2 separate regions of the Mus musculus genome follow, and region 1 is linked to region 2. A link is a loop called in an ENCODE intact Hi-C map of the cell type or tissue named here. Cell type or tissue: left cerebral cortex. All regions are shown on one strand. Each heading gives the region's core, and the rest is flanking DNA. Links, peaks and the distances in the headings are about the cores only.

Region 1 (10,240 bases), core at 1,465-9,464, 72 kb before region 2:
TGGAGAACTATTCAAAGAATTAACCAAACGAGGAGTTGGTTCTTTGAGAAAATCAACAAGACAGATAAACCCTTAGCTAGACTCACTAGAGGGCACAGGGACAAAATCCTAATTAACAAAATCAGAAATGAAAAGGAAGACATAACAACAGATCCTGAAGAAATCCAAAACACCATCAGAATCTTCTACAAAAGGCTATACTCAACAAAACTGGAAAACCTGGACGAAATGGACAAATTTCTGGACAGATACCAGGTACCAAAGTTGAATCAGGATCAAGTTGACCATCTAAACAGTCCCATATCCCCTAAAGAAATAGAAGCAGTTATTAATAGTCTCCCAGCCAAAAAAAGCCCAGGACCAGACGGGTTTAGTGCAGAGTTCTATCAGATCTTCAAAGAAGATCTAATTCCAGTTCTGCACAAACTATTTCACAAAATAGAAGTAGAAGGTACTCTACCCAACTCATTTTATGAAGCCACTATTACTCTGATACCTAAACCACAGAAAGATCCAACAAAGATAGAGAAATTCAGACCAATTTCTCATGAATATCGATGCAAAAATCCTCAATAAAATTCTTGCTAACCGAATCCAATAACACATTAAAGCAATCATCCATCCTGACCAAGTAGGTTTTATTCCAGGGATGCAGGGATGGTTTAATATACGAAAATCAGTCAGTTCTCTTAACCACTGAGCCGTCTATCTCCCCAGCCCTCAGAACAGCATTTTAAGAATTAAATTCCATTGCACCCATTTTACGAAAGAAGAAATCAAGGCCAGGGGTAATGGGGGTACATCCTGCTGAGGAGTTAGCAGACAGCATTATTGATTTTGTTTTTGCTTTTTGGATTTGATTTGTTTTGTTTTTGAAAGAGTCTGAGGTAATTCAAGCTGGCCTTCAACACCTGGTTCTCCTGCCTTTCTGCCGATGAGGTGATGAGAATGTAGGTACTCACCACCACATTTAGCCAACAGACAGCAATTTGAATGGTGAATTTATATAGATTCCTACCTACTTCATTCCTGGCTCTCTATCACATTCCAAGACTCTTAACTAGCAGATGAGATAGGACAGTCCTCACGGGCCCTGTGACCTTGGCTGCCATCCCTTCTTCTACCCCTGAGGAGTCAAGAGTTCATGGCCTTGAGCTATTGTGCCAAGTCACTTATGAGACACTCTCTGTTTCCAAGAAATTTCCCAACATCCATGCCCTTGCTCAAGCTGCTGCCTTCCCTGGGAGCCCTGCCTCTCCCATATGTCCGTTCTCAGTGCTGGGGTTGGAGATGAGCTTACACATCCCTGGGGCTGGGGTTTGTGCTTTGGAGGAGAGCTTGCCTCTCTGTCTGCACCCCTCTCTGTAGTTGAAACTTTTTAACCTTGTGTGTATCAGTTACAGAACATACACATTTGAAACAAAAGAACAATACTGTTTTAAAAACACTGCACCTTTTCTGTGGACATATCAGGCCAGGCCTCCCCACTAGGCAGCTACAAAACAAAGGGGGTCTAGGCCCATCTTGGAATCCTTTCCTTTCCTGGTCTTGGTTGCAGTCAGTGTTTCCAGCCCTGTCAACTGTCATCCCTCTGAGAGCAAACACCATAGGTGCCCTATAGGCAAGTCTGCCATCTACCCATTCTATAGGCAGAGAGTCATCACCCCACAACAGCTGTGGACTTATTCATTTATTCAGTCTACAGAGTTCCTGGGAGCCTGCCTAGGTCTGCCATGGCTTGGCAGCACAAGGGCATGAGTTTAACCATCCCTCACAGAGAGCTTCTGGAGCCAGGCTTCCCAGTATCCATGAAGGACAGAAGCCATCTGAGGGCTTAAGTAAAAACCCCTGGCCAGCTGAGTGTCAAGGCTTACACCTGCAGTCCCATCTTTGGAGAGCTGAGGCAGGAGTATCTTCTGAAATTCAAGACTAGCCCACTCTACGAAGTGACACCCTGTCACCAAAACAAACAGAAGGAACACAAAGCTATAGCTACAGATCACAGCTACTGAATAAGAATGTATAGGGGAAGGCCCCAGCTTTTACTTATTTACTTCTTTATCATGCTGGGAATTGAAACCGGGCCTTGTACATACGAGGCAAGTGCTCTACCACTGAAAATGTTTCCAGACATTTTCATTTCAAATATTTTATCCAGAAACAGGAGTCACTAAGTTAGCCAGGTAGATCAAGGCCCAGGTAGATCAAGACCCAGGTAGATCAAGACCTTGTGATTCTCCTGTCTCAGCATCCTGAGCAGCTGGGACTATGGATCTATGCCACCAGGCCCAGTGATGTATTTTTAACATACATAGGATAGAAGATTTTAAGGAAAGATTGTAGGATGAGAGACAGTTGTGCCATTAACATCACTAGCAAACAAATCGATAACCCCAAATACTGGGGAAAGATTTAAGAGCCAGAAATATCTCGGTGGGTCAGTGAGAGGCGTTTAAAGACAAGGAGCAGGGTGGGATTGGTACCTGAGGGAAGGGTTGCTGTGTGGAGACCTGGAAGGCGAGAAGAGGAGGCCACCCAGGGATGGGGAAGGATTCCATTCATCATGGGGCTGGCAAAGCAAAGCCAGCATGGGAGAAGCATCTGCCTCCTTCCTTCCAACATAGAAAATTCAGCTTCCACAGCTCCAGCCCTTGTTCTTTGTGCTGTGGGTACATCTGGCTCCTTCTGAAGTGGAACTGCCTCCCTCACCCACACAGTGTGCAGGAACAACGTGGCCCGAGCAGCCTGGAAACACTGACCCCCTAGAATGCTAATGGGACGGAGCCTTAAGTCTCTAGGCAGCTTCTCCTTTCAAATGGGAAAAATGCAACCCTAAGAATTCAATCATTGCAGATTCACAAGTGGGGGCTGCACAGTGGGTGGGGCCGACTTAATCAGGAGCTTTCTGTGGAATGGGGCATCCTACCCAGCTGGCACCTCCTCCTAGGCCTGCCAGTCTTCCTGAGGCCAGAGGTCTCAAGCCTTCAACATGTAGGTGTGTTTTATAGTCTAGCCTCTGAAAAGGTCACCTCTGATGGCAAGTTGCCCAAGCCCTCTTTCCCAGGCTTTCTGTTTCACAGAGAGCATGCAAATCCCTCACTTCTTTTGACTTGCATAATCACAAAAATAAGCAGAGTATAGCATAAACCCATTTGACAGATGAAGAAATCAAGGCTTGATTTGACCAAACTTATCCAGCCAGAGCCAGGATGGTGCTGGGCTCTATATAGTGGGTGGTGATTTGCTGGCAGGAGTCTAAATGTATTCCTTTTGTAAGTGTCAATGTCACTGTCCCCTCTTAGGGGGATGTTGTCTCTTGTCCTGTTGGAGGGCATGTGAAACCTAGTCAGGGTTTAAATTCTTAGATGAGAGAGAGGTTCCACACAGGTGCCTGAGTTACCCGAGCAAAGCTCCTTGAAGTTCAGGAATTTCTATGTCCCTGAGAGTGACCCAGGAACAATACAGACTCTGCAACAATACAGAGTCTGGTTCAGTAGATAGGGTCTTGCAATTCTGAGAAGTTCTCAGGCAATGTCTGTACTACTTAGGACCAGACTGTTGCTTGGGCCACCACATTCTATGTAACAAGGATGTCCAAGGTCAGGAGAGAGGTCAGCCTAGCCTAAGAAGGATGCAAGGCTTCTAACTGGGGCAGCCCTGGCTGCATTTCAACTTGCCACTCTACCCTGTGTGATGGTGAGTAGGGTTCAAGGCAGGGCTCCCTTGTGCTAAGTTGTACCCTAGGAAGCTCAGCTGCTTCACCAGGCTGAAGCTCCAGCCCCACCCCCTGCCCCACCCCCGCCCCTCCCCCCAGAGCTACGTGCCCTGCAGCAACTGTGAAGAATACCTCTTCCTTTGTCTTTGTCTGCTATTGAAATGAAGAGCTCTTCAGAGACCTTGTGAATGGAGAAATGGCAATAGAGTTGCATATCTGAGTCCCTTGCAGGGATGAGCCGCCAGGCATGTCTGCTTCCTGCTCTGATTGTGTGGGTATCAGTGGACCAGTGGTGGGAACAGAAGGAAAACCTCCTTCATGATCACAGTCCTCAGTCGTCTTTGAGCTGCAGGGTGCTGAGACTCTGACCAGGCCAATCGCCAGGTAATGCAGCCAGAAGCCTGCATTTTTTGGGGTTGCTAATGGCTCTTAGAATCACAGAGGCAGCCTGCACACCTGCTTTCGGACTCATTCATTACATTGAGTCATTCATACGCTCCTTGGGTGTTTTGGTCACTCATTCTTTTGCTCTGCCTTTTGTTCATTCAACTGTTCACAGATTCATTTACTCATTCATATATTTGGTACATTCTATAGACCAGGTACTGTGCTGAGCTCAAAGGCTATCAGTGCTAATCCACACCACGGCATCAATTCAATCCCCTCATCCCTGTGGGATCCTGTAGCCAAGCAACAGATAAGTCCCCCCTCAGTAGCTTTTCCAGCTCAGTGCTGAAAAGGTAGACTCGATAACCATTTTGTTATCTTTAATCTGAGAGTCCTTCTTGTCTAAAGGTATCACGTAGTTTCCCTCCACCTTCAAAATAAGATTAAGCCCCCAGGAGATCTCCAAGCTCTGACTTCCACCCATTATGTCTTTGGTTGTGCAGAACCGCATTGGGTCCTGGAATCTGAATGGCCAGTGGAGCGAGCCTTCGCAGATCCTTTTCCTTCCACCTGGAATCCCACAGTCCCATCTTCCCTGTGCTGCCCTTTGAGACTGTCAGGGATGAATAGATCAGGAATGAATAGAATAGAGTGGAGTATGGGCTCCACTCTAGACTTTTCCATGGAAAGACTTTGTTCCAAGTACCTGCAAGAAGTGGGGTAGCTCTTCACAAAGCTGGGAGAAGCAAGAGAAGAGTTACAGGTCCTAGACAGGTACAATGACTTGCTCAAGGTCAACAAGCCAGTTGGAGGCCATCTCTTCAAGACAAGTTAGCTCATTTCACCCCGTTTCTGGGGCTGGTGCAAGTCTACACTGTGCACAAAAATGAGAGCCTCTGGGAGCCATTAATTAGTCCTTTCAGGGCATTTTTATGACTGTCTGTGGAAGACTAGCAGGTCTGTTCCGGTCAGGCAGTAGGCTGCAGAGGCAAGCTGAGGTTAGGCGTGATGATTCAGATCTCAAGATGAAAGTTTTGCCTGAGATGTTTAAATAACTCAGAGTTACTGCCGCCCCAGCCGGGACAGGACAACCAGGCAGTGGTAGGTGATTTCTGAGTGGGAGGGGATGGTATGGGAGACAGGAGGCAGGCTTCCAGAGAGAAATTACCATTTCGTATTTATGGCTTTGGCTCACTGGAGTGCCGCAGGGACAGGTTTTGCTAACACATTAGGTAATTGCCTCAGTTCTCCAGTCTACGCTGAAGTATGTAACCAGCTTAGGTAGTCTTGCAGACATGATTCAGTCTGGGCCTCCCAAGTGCCTAGGGCTCTCCCAGGTCATGAGGTACTGATGATAAGAAATTAGGGTGGTATCCGTCTCTCGGGCAACCAGACCACTGTCCTGTCACAACTGCCCAGCTAAAGGAATGGAGGAGGAGTCCCAAGATGGAGGCTAGAAGATCGGGACTGAATTCTATTGCTGTGCATCCTTTGTGGCCCCTCTGTGAGCCACTGGTGCCCACCTAGAAAATAGAGGAGATGGTGCACCAGAATTTCTCAGTTTGGCTGTATATTAGAATCACATGGGGAAATTGAAAAAAAAGAGTCACAGCTTCAGCCCCCAAGGTCATAATCCCATTGGCTTGGAGTGTAGCCCAGATATATTTTGTAGCTGGAGTTCCCTGGCTCCCCTGACCTCTGCAGTCTTCCTCGGGTGGTCTTTCTGGCCATCCAGTGCTATCAGAAAAGGCAAGGAGTCCCTGACCTTGGAATCTGCCCACCATTGTTTTCAGGTTTAGAATTTTGTGGTAATTTGTATCTGATCTAGGCTCGCCCCTCCCCATGCTCACTTCTGGGTGGGCGCTGGAGGACTATGGAGGCCTTTTTGCTGTCCTGTGTGTATTACCTCTGTGCCTCCTAAAAAAGTCGCCTTGGGATGCTGGGTTTCCACATCTTTATCCTTGAACACCAAGGAAAACATTGCCGCTCAACTGCTTTCGAGCAAGTGGGACTCAGTTCTCTGTTCATCGTGGTCTAAGGGCACATGACACCTCCCAACTGGTGCCTAGGAGTAGGGAATGCAGCTCCTGTCCCTGGTCCCCACCTGATTCCAAGTAGTCAGAGTTTGATGTCTAAGAATGAGAGAATCCTCATTTCCATGGAGTGAATCTATCCAAGATACATGAGGTGATAGAAACTGAGCACAGCTCACCCGCCACCCAGTTAGTGATATCCAGAAAGATGTCAGTTCGAATCCCAGCAATGCCCCTTCCTAATTATCCAAGACTAGATTATTTATCTCTCTGGGTCTTCAGTCCTTTATCGGTGTAACAGAAACATCAGACATTTCCAGGGTGGTCTTCAGGATAATAAAAGAACCAGGTAGAGTCCTTTGTGGAACCTAGCTCTAAATGGCCATGTGCTCCCACTCCCCCACCCTTCTGCCTTGTCCATCTCCTCTCCTGCTGGCCTTTAAACTCTTCAAGATCTGGAGTCATGGAAAGCAAGTCTCTGTCAGTGACCTTGGGCAAGCCGTCTCATCATTCTGTGCCTCCATCTGAGAGGCGGGGATGTAAGAAGGGCTTCTGGCATGGAACTTTGGCCACAATACTTCAGCCTTTGCAGGGTGTTTGCTCTCTGTCCTGGACCCTACAGTGCTTGTTGAGTGAAGAAGGGATGCGCTCTCCAAGCAGGAGAATGGTAAATAAACCTTGTCTCTCTGGTCCTTACATCATCTCTACAGTGACAGTTGTGCTGAGTTCACAGGGCCCACGGGGTTCCAGGACAGAGAGCAGTAACCTATATCAGGGGGTTACTTACTGTCTTGAGATGGCCCCCATGAGGAGAAATGCTATAAATATGGAGGATTCATCTGCGATAAGTCACGAACAGGAACCTGGGCTATATAACTTTTTAATTCTCCACTGCGGCGTGTAAGCAAAGGCAGTAAAAACAGTCACCAGTAATTTATTTTTTCCCCTCTTTTAATTTTGTAATTTCTTTTTCCTTAACCAACCCAAAAAGTTCTCTTACACTCACCTGAAGCAGTCATGCAATTAAAGCCACTTCTACATTGCCAGCGTGAAATACAGGCTCGAGGGCAGTTTCTTCACCAGGCATTAAAATGGGAGTAAGTCCTGAGTTCTCCTTACCTCATCGGACTTGGCAGCACAGGAGGCTGGCATGGAGAGAGCTAGTTTAGTTAAAGAGAAGACCCTGAACATCTCCCAGGTGTCAAATTTAATGTCTTCTTTGAACTGGAAGCTGAACGATCTCAGGCAAGTGACTTCCTCAATTCCCTCATTTGTAAATATGTGGATACAAATTAGCCACTAACCTCCATTGCTGTGATGTCCTTAAAGCCAAAAGAGAGAGAGAGATGCAGGAGAAGTGTACTCTTTAGCACATGCACTGTAGACATGTTGGAGATTGTTGCTACTACCTATGGGGATGGGAATAAGAAGGATGATGGTGGTGGTGGTGCTGGTACTGGTAATAAATGTGAGGATGGTGATGGTGATGGTGAAGAAGATGGCGATGATGATAATGATGATGGAAGCATACCATGTACGGGGTGGAGGCCATGGATACATGTGCTAAGAAGAGGATTTTTCTATACTTTATGCTTCTCTGTGTACAAATAAATAGATACCTAGAGCTGGGGATATTTCTCTTTGGCAGAACATTTACTGAGAATGCTCAAGGACCAGGGTTTATCTCCAGTACTGGAAAAAAAATGTATTCAATAAGGATTTGTCTAAAATCTGTTTTTATCCCTAGTCTTCCCCTCAGAGGTTTCAGCCATTCATCAGTAAATATTAATTGAGTGTTGACTGCATACCAGAACACAGTGAATGAACACAGGGAGTCACACAATTGCCCTTACAGGACTTACTGTCTAAAAAGGCTAGTTAAATGGGGTAGAAAAGGCAGGCCGTGATGTATAATTTAAAATGGTAGGAGGGATAGTGAAGACAATGGACTAGGATGGTAGCTTCAAGAGCAGGGAAAGCAATGTGAACAAGATGTTTCATCTCATGTAGTCAGGATCTCGATCTAACACGGGAGTGAGACCTAAACAATGGCGGGACACAACAGGGAACACCCCAGAAACCATGTCCCAGGCACACCACACAAAGCCCTGCCCCCAACCAGACCCACCCACCCCACCCCCGAATTCAGAATGAAGTTGCCTTGTTTAAGAGCTGGATGCAAGGATTCTGTCTGTACCTTGGGCAGAATGGAAGGAGAGAGCTGTGTAAGCTGACACCTGAAAGATAAATGTAGGGAAGACTGTAGCAAGCCTTGTAGTCTGGACTGAAGTTTGAGGCTCCTCTCAGGGAAGCCACTGGGGACTTAGGTGTGGGAGCACCACAGAGCATTTGAATAACAATAGGGTATGAATGGGGGCAAGAAGACACCTGAGGGCACAAACTCAGTAGTTAGAATGAAGGAGATTAGCAGACTCAATGGCAGTGGGTACTAGAAGTGGCGAGTCTGGTCCAATTCAGGAGATGGATCCAATGAGGCCTAAGGCACAGAAGTGGAAGGATGACCAGAGATGATGGTGGTAGTGGTGGTAACACAGCTCCAGACCGGGGAGCAAAGAAACCTCCCTTGCATGGGCACCGGGCTGACTGGTCATATGACCCCAGTGAAACCAGGAGGAGAATGGATCTAGATAGAGGTGGGGATGGAACTCCCCATTGGGGCACATTGAGCAACCAAGCATCCTAAACGTATTCGGACATACGAACCTGAGCTCCAGGGGAGGTCCAGGGGAATGCAATGGTGGATTCAGTGACTGGGACTGAGAAGAAGAATCACAGACGTGAAGCCTGTGCACAGAGAGAGCAACAGGCTGAGGGCTGAACCCTGGATTACCAACAGCTGGGGCAAGATGTGGACTTGCTGGCAACAGAAGGTGAGAGGGAAACTTTGGGAGATGGGAGGGAAAGCACAGACAGGCAGAGCTCTTAGGAGAGGATGGATGCTGTAAGGGTCAAGCTCTGTGCCATGAACGAAGGAAAAGGCAGACCACTCCCATCAGGACCACATGGCTCTGCAGTGCAGAGCTTGTGCAACCAGATGCATTTGAATCATGGTGCTGCTCTTGCTTAGCTTTTGGCCTGAGGCCACACCCTAGCATTCCCCCTTCTTCGCTTCCTCCTCTGCTTGGCATTCGTGGGCAGTTTGTATGAGATAATGTCTGTGAAGTGATTAGCACTGGGCCTGGCACACAGCAGGGACTTAATAAACAGGAGTCATTTGTGTTCTTCCTGAAAGGGCTCAAGTGCTTAGACTTGTCCTCAGACACACTGCAGGTTTCGCTGAGGCGACCCCACCTTCTCTCAAGGTTGCAAAGAAAGCTGTCTTTAAGAGTCTAATAGGTGCAAGTTGGGTGGGCATAGTAAGACCCCCTTGACACACTGAAGAATAGTGCTAGCCCTTCATAAAAACATCCCAGTTAAAATCTTGCAAGTCCCCATGTGGGTCACATGAAACCCATTCACAGACCCAAAGATGCTCACCTGAATTTGAGACCTTAATAGGTGATAGAGGCCCCGAAAAGAACATTAAAGAGGATTAAGGAGATTGTCAAGGTCAGATATGCACTTTAGGAAGTTCACTGTGCAGTAGAGACAGTGGATCAGAGGAATGTGGATCTCATCCACAGCAAAGAAGCCAGGAAAGCCCACCTGGGTGAGAGGGGACGAAGATGAGGAAATGGGGTCATTGTCATATAATTAGCTCTATAATCAGTATGAAGCTTATCATTTCAGAATGCAAAGATGACTGTACCGCTAAAGATTTTTTCGCCCCTGTTAATGGAAATAACTTACTAACCTGGGGTTTGGGGTTGGTTAGCTGCATTAAAAGATAAGGTATTAATTTTTTAACCAATTGATTTTTTTTTAATAACGAATTAGGTTATTGATTAAGAAATCACTCAGTGTGGACAGTAAAAGCTGCGAATTAGAATCGTGTCTGGTTAGACTGAAGGCTGAAGGACTCATCCCAGAAGATTTCCTTCACTAGGCTGCAGAGAAGGCTCTGAGGCACAGGGGTGGAGAACAGGGCCTCTAGGCTGGACCACAGAGTCTGCTGGGATGCTACAGTGGAGTAAATGGGCTTAGG
Region 2 (10,240 bases), core at 972-8,971:
GACAGCCATCATATGTTCCGAATGAAACAGAGACCAAGAACACTCATGAGGTGTAAGCCACTCCATCCGTTGCCTCTGTCATCTTCTTTGCACTGGTGAATTAGCAGAAGGCAGGGACCGTGTGCAGGGCTCTGGGACACACTCTTCTCCTCAGGTGGAGCATGGTGCTGGGAATACCGCTTAGTAAATTCCATATGAGTTTAGCTGAGTACCTCATCCATTGTCATTGTGGGGGAGGGGAGTCAACACTGTTACTCCTGTAGATAGATGACAAAACTTAGGCTCAGAGAGAGAAAGGAGCCATGCTGCCATTCAGGAGCAGAGACAGAACAGGACCCTGAAGTGTTAGCTCCCAAAACAATTTCTCACTAATACCTCTTGGGATGAGTGAGGTGGGACATGGGGGGGGGGTACTAGAAACGGGCAAGGAAGATGACTTAATCAATAAAATGGCTCTCTCACAAAATCTCCACAACCAACATAAAAAGCCAGGATCGCAATGGTCACATGTGTTTGATATTTTCTGGAGGTGGGCAGCAGACAATCTCCGGAACTTGTGAGCCAGTTAATCTAGTCTACCCAGTGGACATGCTTAGCCAAGGAGAGACCCCGTCACAAACAAAACATGGGAGGCACATGAGAAATGATATTAGTTTTCTCTTCTGACCTCCACACCCATGTGTATGGACCAGTACACACACAGGACCCACATCCACACAAACATGCACAAAAACCAGACAATTAAGTTGATATTTTCTGGAGACAAGCTAGCCCCCTAAAGGGGCAAAACTAATCCCTACGAAGTCCTTTAGGGTCAGTTTGCAAGAGACTGACCATGCTGGGGGTATGCAGTTAGCCCAGGAACTCCACCCTGCATCTAGCTGTTTTCTTTCCCCCAGATCCCATCTCTGTGTCAAAGAAATTAAAGCCTAGGAATTCTGTTCTGTGTTGCGTTGGACCCAAGCAGAGAGATTATTAGGGGATAGAAAGGAAAAAGACAGTGCTTGCCCAATGTGACTTAAGAGGCAGAGCCAACCTGGCCTGAGACTGCGCTCTGTGAAGTCCCTGCCCAGGCAGGGTCAAGGTGCTGGAAGACCTTGGCTCAGATCCCAGTGTCTCTGTCCAAGGGAAGGCTGCCCATGCTCCTGCTCTTGGCTTCCTCCCTATTGAAGTGCATACCAGTTACCTCCCTGGATTGTGTGGAAACTAAGAAGGATACTAGGCACAGAACAGCTCAGGACCTGGCACACAGTAGGTAGTCAAAAAAGGGTCACTCCCCTTCCTCCAACCTTGAACCAAAGACTCCTTATACCTCCTCCTGCAACGAGTCAAGGATTTAGCAAGCGAAACTTCATAAGTGTTTCTGTTTCCCAAGAAGTACGATGCTGCTGTTCTGAGAGTAAATATTAAATCAAAGATCCCCAAAGTCACCTTGCCTGAGAGTCCCAGAGTCCCTACTCCCTGGCCATACTGTACTTTTTATGGTCCTGGTGGGTTTCATTACAGGCTTTATCCCCCAGAATCTTTTCCTGTGCTGACCCTAAGCATGAAACATCCATCACTATTTTCTATGGAGCTAGAGATACTCTTACTGTCCAGTCCCTGCTGTGGTCCCAGAGCAGGATGTCAGGGAGTCCACAAGGCCCCAAGAAGGATGGATGCTGTCAACCCAACCTAATTGTCTCCTGATACCATCACTGGGGAACTGTGTGCCAAGAAACAGCACAGCTGCATGTCCTCAGCCCTGAGGCACACAGGGAACTCTGGTGGTAAAGGGGGCCAGAGTGAAACAATCCAGACAAAACCAGAACAGAAGCAGGTCTCCATCAAGCAAAGGTTGGGTGTGCACGCTGCCAGGACTAGAAGATGATATGGATTCTAGCTAAGGGTTTCCCAACATTCAAGTTATTACAACCTCAGCCAAAAACAGACAAAAGAAACCTGCTCCATCATCAGGGACATTTGAAAACACTAAATTCCGATAGGCAGAACATTTCTCTTTGTGGAAGTGATCATTAGCACCTCGAATAAATAAACCTTCTCGAAAATAGGAACAAAATGTACAAGACATTGTTAACTTTATAAATGTAGAAACATTTTCTCCCGACCCCAACTATTTCCCAAAGAGCGTCCTTCAGAACCACTGCTCCCCACATGGGGAGTCGAGAATCCTGGTTATTGGGATTTCTGTAGAGCTCAGGTCAGGAGCTTGCTAGTTTTTCTGCTCCCAGGATAGGGTGATGCCAGTGACACCTGGGGGCAGGCTTTGAAGACTGAACAGTCAAGGTCAGATCGTCTGCTCCCTGGAACCAAGCTTATTTTCCATGCTGGAAACGAATTGATAACTACTACTTAAATGAAGATTAAGTACTACCACCTAACTAAGGAAACAGCAGGCCCTAGAGCAGGCCCTAGAGCAGGGTTCTCAACCTGTGGGTCACACCCCATTTGTGACATCAAAGAACCCTTTTATAAGAATTGAATATCAAATATCCCGCATAACATGATTGACAGCAGTAGGAAAATTAGCTATGAAGTGTCAAGGAAATAATTTTGTGGTTATGAGTCACCACTACACGAGGGACTGTGCTAAAGGGTCACATCATTAGGAAGGTTGCGAACCACTGTCCTAGAGAGAAGGGATCAGAGCAGATGGATTTCTGTAGTGAGGAGTTAGTGGCTAAGGCTCTGTGCCTTCAGACTACTAGTGAGAAAAACGTGTCATACTCACGTAAGTAACCTAAAGACCTGATCAGACCACATAGCTACACAGTTTGTCCCAGTAAGCCATTTAGTGTCCAGGCTTGGCTCAGTCCAGGATCAAATGCTCTCACCTGGGTAAGGCTGCTGTCTTGCCATCTGGTTTCAACTGAGTCACCATCTCATCTCTGTGGCTGCTAGAACTTCCCAGCTGGGTATTCTTGCTGCTGCATATCCAATAGGAAGGAAAGCTTATTCTCCAACAGTACGCGCGCGCACGCGCGCACACACACACACACACACACACACACACACACACACTAAAAATGAGCTGTAATTGGCCTGTCTTGGAGCATGTGCTTGTCTCTAAACCAAGTAAGCAAGCAATCTGTTGATTGGTAATAACTGTGGGTCCAAATGGAGTCTCCATCACTTGAAGACTTGGTGCACAACCAGGGAGAAGAGACTGGGGTCTAGTCAACAGGAGGATGAATGGATGATGGACAATGGACACAATAGGAGTTGACAGCAGGTAAACTCTCCTGACCCCCAGAGTGGCCAGGGTGGTCTTTGCACACTTCCCAGATGGCACGGAGAGCTCCTACAGATACTACCAGGCTGGCCTTTATTGACTGAGCAGCCTGACCAGGGCTGAACCCACAGCTAATAAAATCACAGTGGGCAGAGCTGAAGCCAGGAGACTCAGGTAAAGCCTAAGCAGAAAAGCAACAAGCTGGGTCTCTTACAGGATTTTGATGGTTTCAGAGTTGGAAAAGCAGACATTAGGAAGACTTTAGAACAAAACCAAGCCTCAGAGAGAAGGAAACCTCTGTTTTACCCTTTAGAATACAGAGATAGGGCTCACAAGTCTAATGTTAACTAAGCACTAGGTTGACTCGAGGCAAGGTATGTGCTAAACGCTTCCCTGTGAGGCTCTCCCACACATCCCCTTAAGAGAGGGGTGTGGCTCTCTTAAGGCTGAAGTAAGTAAGTGAGTAACCCTGACCTCATTTAGATCTTGGATCCTAAGGAAATTAAGCCAGAGTGTTGCCTGTCCCCACACATCTGAGAAAAGGATAGCAAACTGTCTGGGCTAAGATCTGACCCTAGAGTACTCAGCCTGTACCTGTGGGAGTTCAGTTCTAGGTCTGCTCTGGATGTCCAAGGGATAGGGAAGTCACCACAATAAAGGCAGAATATATTGCCCACCCTTGAGGGACATGGCTATGCCTGGAGTAAGAGAAACCAATGATGGACACTTGCTTTTTCCTCAGTCAGGGAGGTGCTGATGCTCATCATCTTTGAAGTAAAATGGGAGCAGTTAGGAGCAGAACTAGCTCATAGTCAAAAGATCTTTTAATAATGAAATGATTTTTAAATGTCATATTCTGGGGATCTCTGACATGTTGGAAGTCCATCTATCTACTCATAGCATACCTGAACAAGCAAAGAATGCCTGTCTCCAGCTATCTATACTATACTATTCAGGATGTGTATTTGTGATAATCCAGACTAATATCTAACTTGACTATGAGTTTGATTGACTGACTATTAACTTGCATTATTTAATTATACTAAACAGCTTGTAACAGCAACTATTAAAAGGACTGATATCAAACCTTGTATGTTTAAATGAGTTGCATAGACACAATGCCTACCTAAGAGTAGCAAAGTTAATCTTATATTTTGCATCAACATACAAAGATTTATACCAATGAAAACCTTAAACCTGAATCAATATAAAAAATTTGTGCCAATATAAGGAAATATAACTTGAATTCTTCATCAAAATGTAAAGATCTCTACCACTGTACGATTACTAATGATGTGGAGGAAGACTGTTTCGTACCCAACACTGGAGACTACTGGTTCCAACTGAGCTCCTGGGGTTAATGTCTTCCTTGAAGATGTTATTCATTTATTCATTGGGAATACTTTGATTAAGGGACACTGTGTATCGTATGCTGATGTAGATGGATAGACAGAGATCCCCAAGTCAACACCCTCACAGCTTGGAAATGACAGAAGATAGATGCGATAAATAAATTATGAATTATGTAGGACAATGATCAATAAGTCAGGGGAGAGTGATATGTATTGAGAAGTTAAGAATTAAGATGAGGCTAGAAAAAGTCCCTACAAAAAGAAAGAGCCATGTGGCAGGAGGGAAGGAGTGTTCCCAGCGGACAGGACAGCAGAGGACCTGAGGTGGGAGCTCACCTGGGATGTCTAACAAACAGTGGAAATGAACTTGGCAGGCAGATGAAACCAGATCATACAGGGTCTTATCACTCCGGAAACTTGGCCTTCCTGTGCATGGGCTGGGAAGTAAGTGGAGAGTCTTGAGCAGAGAAACAGCATCCTCTTGCAGTGTCACTGTGGACACAATACTGGGTTGTATGTTCTTAGATGTTACCCTTAGATAGGCATTGTGCCTGTGCAACTCATCTAAAAATATAAGGTTTAATCCCAGTCCTTTTAACAGCTGCTATTACAGACCAGGAGGGTGGAAGCAGACAAGGAGGTCTCCCTTAGATGCTAATCTAGGCAAGAATGAGGTGATGGGAAGAGTCAGATGCTGAGTGTGTCTGGAACCAGAGCTAACAGAATTACAGCCATGGGGATATTCAGGTTAAAGAAAGTGAGGAGGGTGACGACAAGACCTCTTGGTCTGAGAAGCAGAAAAATAAAGTTCCCATCTGCTAAGATGGGAAGGGCGGAGGAGGAGACTGTTTGGGAAGAACTGTGAAGAGCCCAGTTTAGGACAGGCATGGACATCCGAGTGGATATGCAAGTGGGCAGCTGAGTGTCGGCACGATCAGATTGAGGAGGTGGACCAAGCCAGATTTACTTGTGAGTTCTCAGCAGATAGGTTCTTTTTAAATCTCTAGGACAGGACAAGAGCCTCTAGGAGTGAGAGCCGAGTCGACCCACTCAGAGAAACATGTGGAGTCCGTGCCTAGACACACAGAAATGAGGTGCATCTCCAGCTCCAAGAGAGAGGGCTGCAGGGACACATGGCCGTGGCTGGTAGAGGGAAGCTCAGGGCTCTCTGAAGAGGGTCCTTCAGCCACCCCTCAGGGTGGAGAGCGTTGCTCAGGAAGAGGGGATGAAGTGTGTGAGGGGAGGAGACAGAACAGAGTATACAGCTGGCCCACAAGGTCTGTGAGAGGGGGAGGGGTGCATGGTAGTAAGAGACAGGCCTTGGATATAATCATGTGGGATTTGGCTTTGTCCCAAGTACAACTGAAAGACTGTACATGTGTAAATGTGTAAACGCCATCGTCAGACTCACTGGCTGGACCATGAGAGGCGTTTCCGAGTTGGAGGTGGGATCAAGGCGCTCCTATGCCAAACAGCTTCAACAATCATCAGGAGCCTATAGGTTTTGAGTCCTTCATTTGTCCATGGCACAGTCACTTCCCTGAAGCTAATCAAGTATTTGTCAAGAGTGAAGCCACATTTGGGGTCATAGGAGGTAGTAAGGAATCTTAAGCATGTGGATTCCATATTGCTTTAACTCTGCAAGCCACTTAATGGGAGAGGTATGACCAGTGGTCCTAGTTAGTGTTTGTTGTGGGATACAATACACTGGCCAAAAACAATCTAGGGGAAAAGAGGGCACTATTTCAGCTTACAATTCTAGGTTACGGTCCATTACTGGGGGGTCAGGGTGGGTCACAACAGCAGGAGCATGGGATAGCAGGCCACATCACAACCACAGTCAAGAACAGAGAGAGATGGGCGCATGCTCTCACACCTGCCTGCTTATGCTGAGCTAGCTTTTCCTCTCTTTAACAGCTCAGAGCCCAGCCCATGACAAGGTGCTGCCTGCATTAAGACCCACCCACCGGTGGGTCTTTCCACCTCAGTTAACTTCATTAAGACAATTCTCTGCAGACCGGCCCATAAGCCAACCCAATATAGACAATCCCTGATTGAGACCATCTCCCTAGGTGATTCTAGACTGTATCAAGTTGACAACTAAAGCCAACCACTACAATATCTGTATTTTAAGGAACCAGTGCAACAGGCTCAGAGAGTTGTACCCCAAGTTCAGCGTTAGCAAGACCTAACGCAGGGAGCTAGGCATTGAAGCTGGGTCTGTAAGTGCCTCCCCAGTGAAGCATTTCCTGTCACACAATTTGCCAGACCTTGGATGGTTAAATGAATAGGCTAAACGCTTCTCACACTCCAGCCACACTTGGCCTTTCCTTGACATGCTGTGGATCGAATTTAAATACTGCCTTTTGAATCAATGCTCATTTTATTAGCAGGAAGCATTTAGAATGAGCCATTACACTATCATGGGGGCTTTTATTACTGGCCCTTAATAAATGTTTGATGCTCGAAATGGTTATGAGCCCACAGTGTGAGGACGGTCCCACCTGCTCCCTCCCCTGCAGTCTCTGCCACAAAATTAGCTGAAGTGTTCGTTAACAGAGTTATCATTTAGCCTACTTTTAACTGGCATGGGGCCAGAAAAATAAAATAAGCGTATCAAGAACCACGGAAGGCTATTTAATGATAGTGAAGTTAAATTGAGAGAGTTGGCCTTCCCACTGGCTTGTTATCAAGAGCCAAGTTTCCAAGCAAGACACTTCATAGCATGATGCCTAAGCCTGCATAAAACTTATTTATTTACTCTCAAGACAGGGGTTATGTGTGTCAGCTTCCCACACATCTTGCCCCAGCAGAGCTAGTGACATTTAAGGAGGCCTGGGTCACAGTGATCTGTAAACAGCTTGGTACATGCATCTCGTTGATTGACTGTAGCCATGCAGGTGATGGTCCTATGTCCCTAGGGTACAGATCTCCCAGGAGAATATAGAAAGGGTCCCCCCAGGCTGGAGCACCACATAGGCTGATACTGGCAGTTGAAGGTGACAAGATGCCAATTCATGTTGCGGTCAAGCCACCTAGTTCAGTGACCATGTGCCAAGTGTCGTGACAACTGACAAAGTCAAGCCATTTCACTGGAGTACCCACTGAACACAGAACAATCTCATGTCTGGATGATGGACAAGTTATAATACCTGAAGCTTTTACTGAATGCTCACTACACACTGGGCATAAGGCCAGTGTGTATGTGTCAGCTCTGTGGCCCGCTCAAGAGCTGTGTAAACTTAGTTCTGACATTATCTCTAACCTTACAAATGAGGAAACCCTGAATCAAATGGTTAAGCACTTTTATCAGGGCCTACCATGCCTTACGACCTGTGGGCCGGGGGCAAAGGTGTACGTAGAAGCTTATATAATACATGTATAAATGTTTCCATGTTCTGAAAACAGCCAACAGATTTTTAAATAAAATGTCTGTCGTTCCAGTTGGCCAATACACCTTTACAAGCACTTCAGTACCTGGCTGTAACTTGAGATTTTTTAATTTATTTTTAATTAATTAATTAATTAATTAATTTACATTTCAAAACTGGAAACCAGGAAGGGTATGGTTCCTGGCTATGGTTACTCAGCCAAGTTCTGTGAGGCTTCTTCGACATACATGTGAGCTCCCCAGTTCACACATCCAACCTCCAGCACCCCAATACGATTGGCCACTCTTTGAGAAAGGGGCTTCATATGCCAATGCCGTGGTCTTTCTCCTTTACAGAAGATGGAAGTCTACCATCGTGATCCTGGAGGCTGACTTGGGGTCTTTGGACAAAGATCCAGAGCCGCAGTGTATGAGCCGCTTTTGTGTCGCTCTAACAAAATACGTAACAGAAACAATTCAGAGGAGAAAGGGTCTTTTATTTTGGCTCATGATTTCAGTCCATCCTAGCAGGGGAGGCACAGTGGAACATCCCCGCTCAGGGCAGCAAGACTGTGGGGCAGAGGCTGTTCACATGGTGCTGGAGTGGAAGGCAGAGAAGGAAACAGGGGCAGCCATAACCTTCAAAGACATGCCTCTAAGGATGTGTCTCCTCCAGTTAGACTCTGCCTCTTCAAGTTCCACAGCCTCCCAAAGTTGTGCCATCAGTTGAGGAATAAGTACTCAAAGCATAAGCTTATAGAAGACAGTGAAGATTCAAATCAGAAAACCCAGTGATGTGGAATGTGGTCTGTGATCAGAACTTGGGTTCTGGGAAGGCATGTCTTCATGGATCCCATTGTTAAGAGGTACAGATGGAAGAAAGCAGGGATATGCCCTCTATAGTACTTTTCAGAACCCAGAGCAGGCCCCTCTTCTCTGTGTCTGGGCTGGCATTGTTTGGCCATTCAATCAGCAACATCATTTATGTTTGAACCCAAGCTCTTTGGCTCCAGGACCCATGGACTGGACTCCCCTGAGCTATTTTTATCTCCTAAGTCCTAAATATAGATCCAGGAGTCAGGTACAGGTCACTGGAATTCCAGTGTTAGAAGAGAGAGCTAGATAGACAACTTAAAAAGCATCTGACCTAACCACTACCCACTATTGCTTCTATTCAGATGGAGTCTACAAAGATTAAGAGGATTTCTCAAGCCAGGAAGTCAGCGGCTCTCCTGCACCCATCCCTGCTCTATCCTGCCTCTCCCTGATCCACCTGCCAGCTCTCTACTGAGGTCCTAGAGAAGTGTCATTGGGAGGGCCAGCTCCCTTCACGCTTTATCATATATTCTCCGATGCAGAGGCGGAGAGTCCCATTCCCATCTGTGTGTCACGCTGCAGAAGTCCTGGGTGGCGTCAGTGTGTTCCAATTAGCTTCTGAATCATATTTGTTGTCTTAAAATATTTATATCCAGCCACTTCCCACCTGCTAGAATTGCATTCTAGCCTCTCCCACCACTCCCCGCTGTTGCAAGCCCACCAGATCATTCTTGTCACTTGAGTTGACCAGGGCACGGGGCACTGCTGCTACTAAGTGTGATAATGTATCCTAATCAGACATAAGCAGATGCATGCTGCCATGACCCAGGGCACCCAGTTCCTGCGCGTGGAGTTTATTGCTTCTGACAGTGACACGTGGCTTCTACCAAATAAAAGGCTGTTTGCTGTTCTGTTTATACCGTCTGCTGATCTACACCCCTGCAGGGTTTTGGGGAGGCTCCCAGCAGTCAGCTGCAGGGGTACATTTTACAGGCTACTCTGTGTCCAATTACCCTTCTTAGTGGTCACAGGAGGCTGGAGCCTCTTGTGGTATAGGTTCCTCTGACATTCTTCTATATCTGAAGAGCATTTTTTTTCATGTGCTTTTAACACAGTGGCCACATACTGTGGTTGAAAACGGGAAGAGTTTTGTTTTGAATTTTTTATTTTCCTTTTGTGGTGTGTATGCATCTTTGTGTAGCATATGTGTATGGATGTTTGTGTACGTGTCTCCACATGTGTACATGGAAGGAGATGTGTGTGCATGATGTGGAAGCCAAAGGTCCGTGTTAGGTGTCTCACTGTTACTCTCCCGCTGTATCTTTATGAGGCACTGTGGCACACTGAACCCAGTGTTCATCCATTGGCTAGAATGGCGAGCCAGCAAACTCCAGATCCTCCTTCTGCAAAACGCTCTCAGTGGTGAGATTACAGATGCACACACACACACACACACACACACACACACAC

What was found. A loop is a pair of places that touch in the nucleus more often than their neighbours do. Peaks named below come from ENCODE experiments on the same cell type or tissue, not always from the same donor. Only the 100,000 strongest peaks of a DNase experiment are listed, where the experiment ranks them.
Region 1: a loop joins it to region 2, with 5 times the contacts of the local background. A loop is called at or near these places in 2 of 42 quality-filtered maps.

What each region holds. Positions count from the first base shown.
Region 1 is chr11:81,127,847-81,138,086 of GRCm38, reverse strand. All of the region lies in intron 1 of Asic2 (acid-sensing (proton-gated) ion channel 2), which reads left to right. It overlaps Gm51910 (a long non-coding RNA gene), which reads right to left and starts at 2,757. Exons shown (of 3, transcript XR_003949744.1): 1 at 2,484-2,757. In left cerebral cortex, for the core only: no CTCF peak of the experiment used is centred there; DNase peaks (open chromatin) are centred at 2,749 and 5,228; H3K27ac peaks cover 1,138 bases.
Region 2 is chr11:81,055,054-81,065,293 of GRCm38, reverse strand. All of the region lies in intron 1 of Asic2 (acid-sensing (proton-gated) ion channel 2), which reads left to right. Among named protein-coding and RNA genes, the nearest start is that of Gm51910, 75 kb to the left of the region's middle. In left cerebral cortex, for the core only: no CTCF peak of the experiment used is centred there; a DNase peak (open chromatin) is centred at 5,530.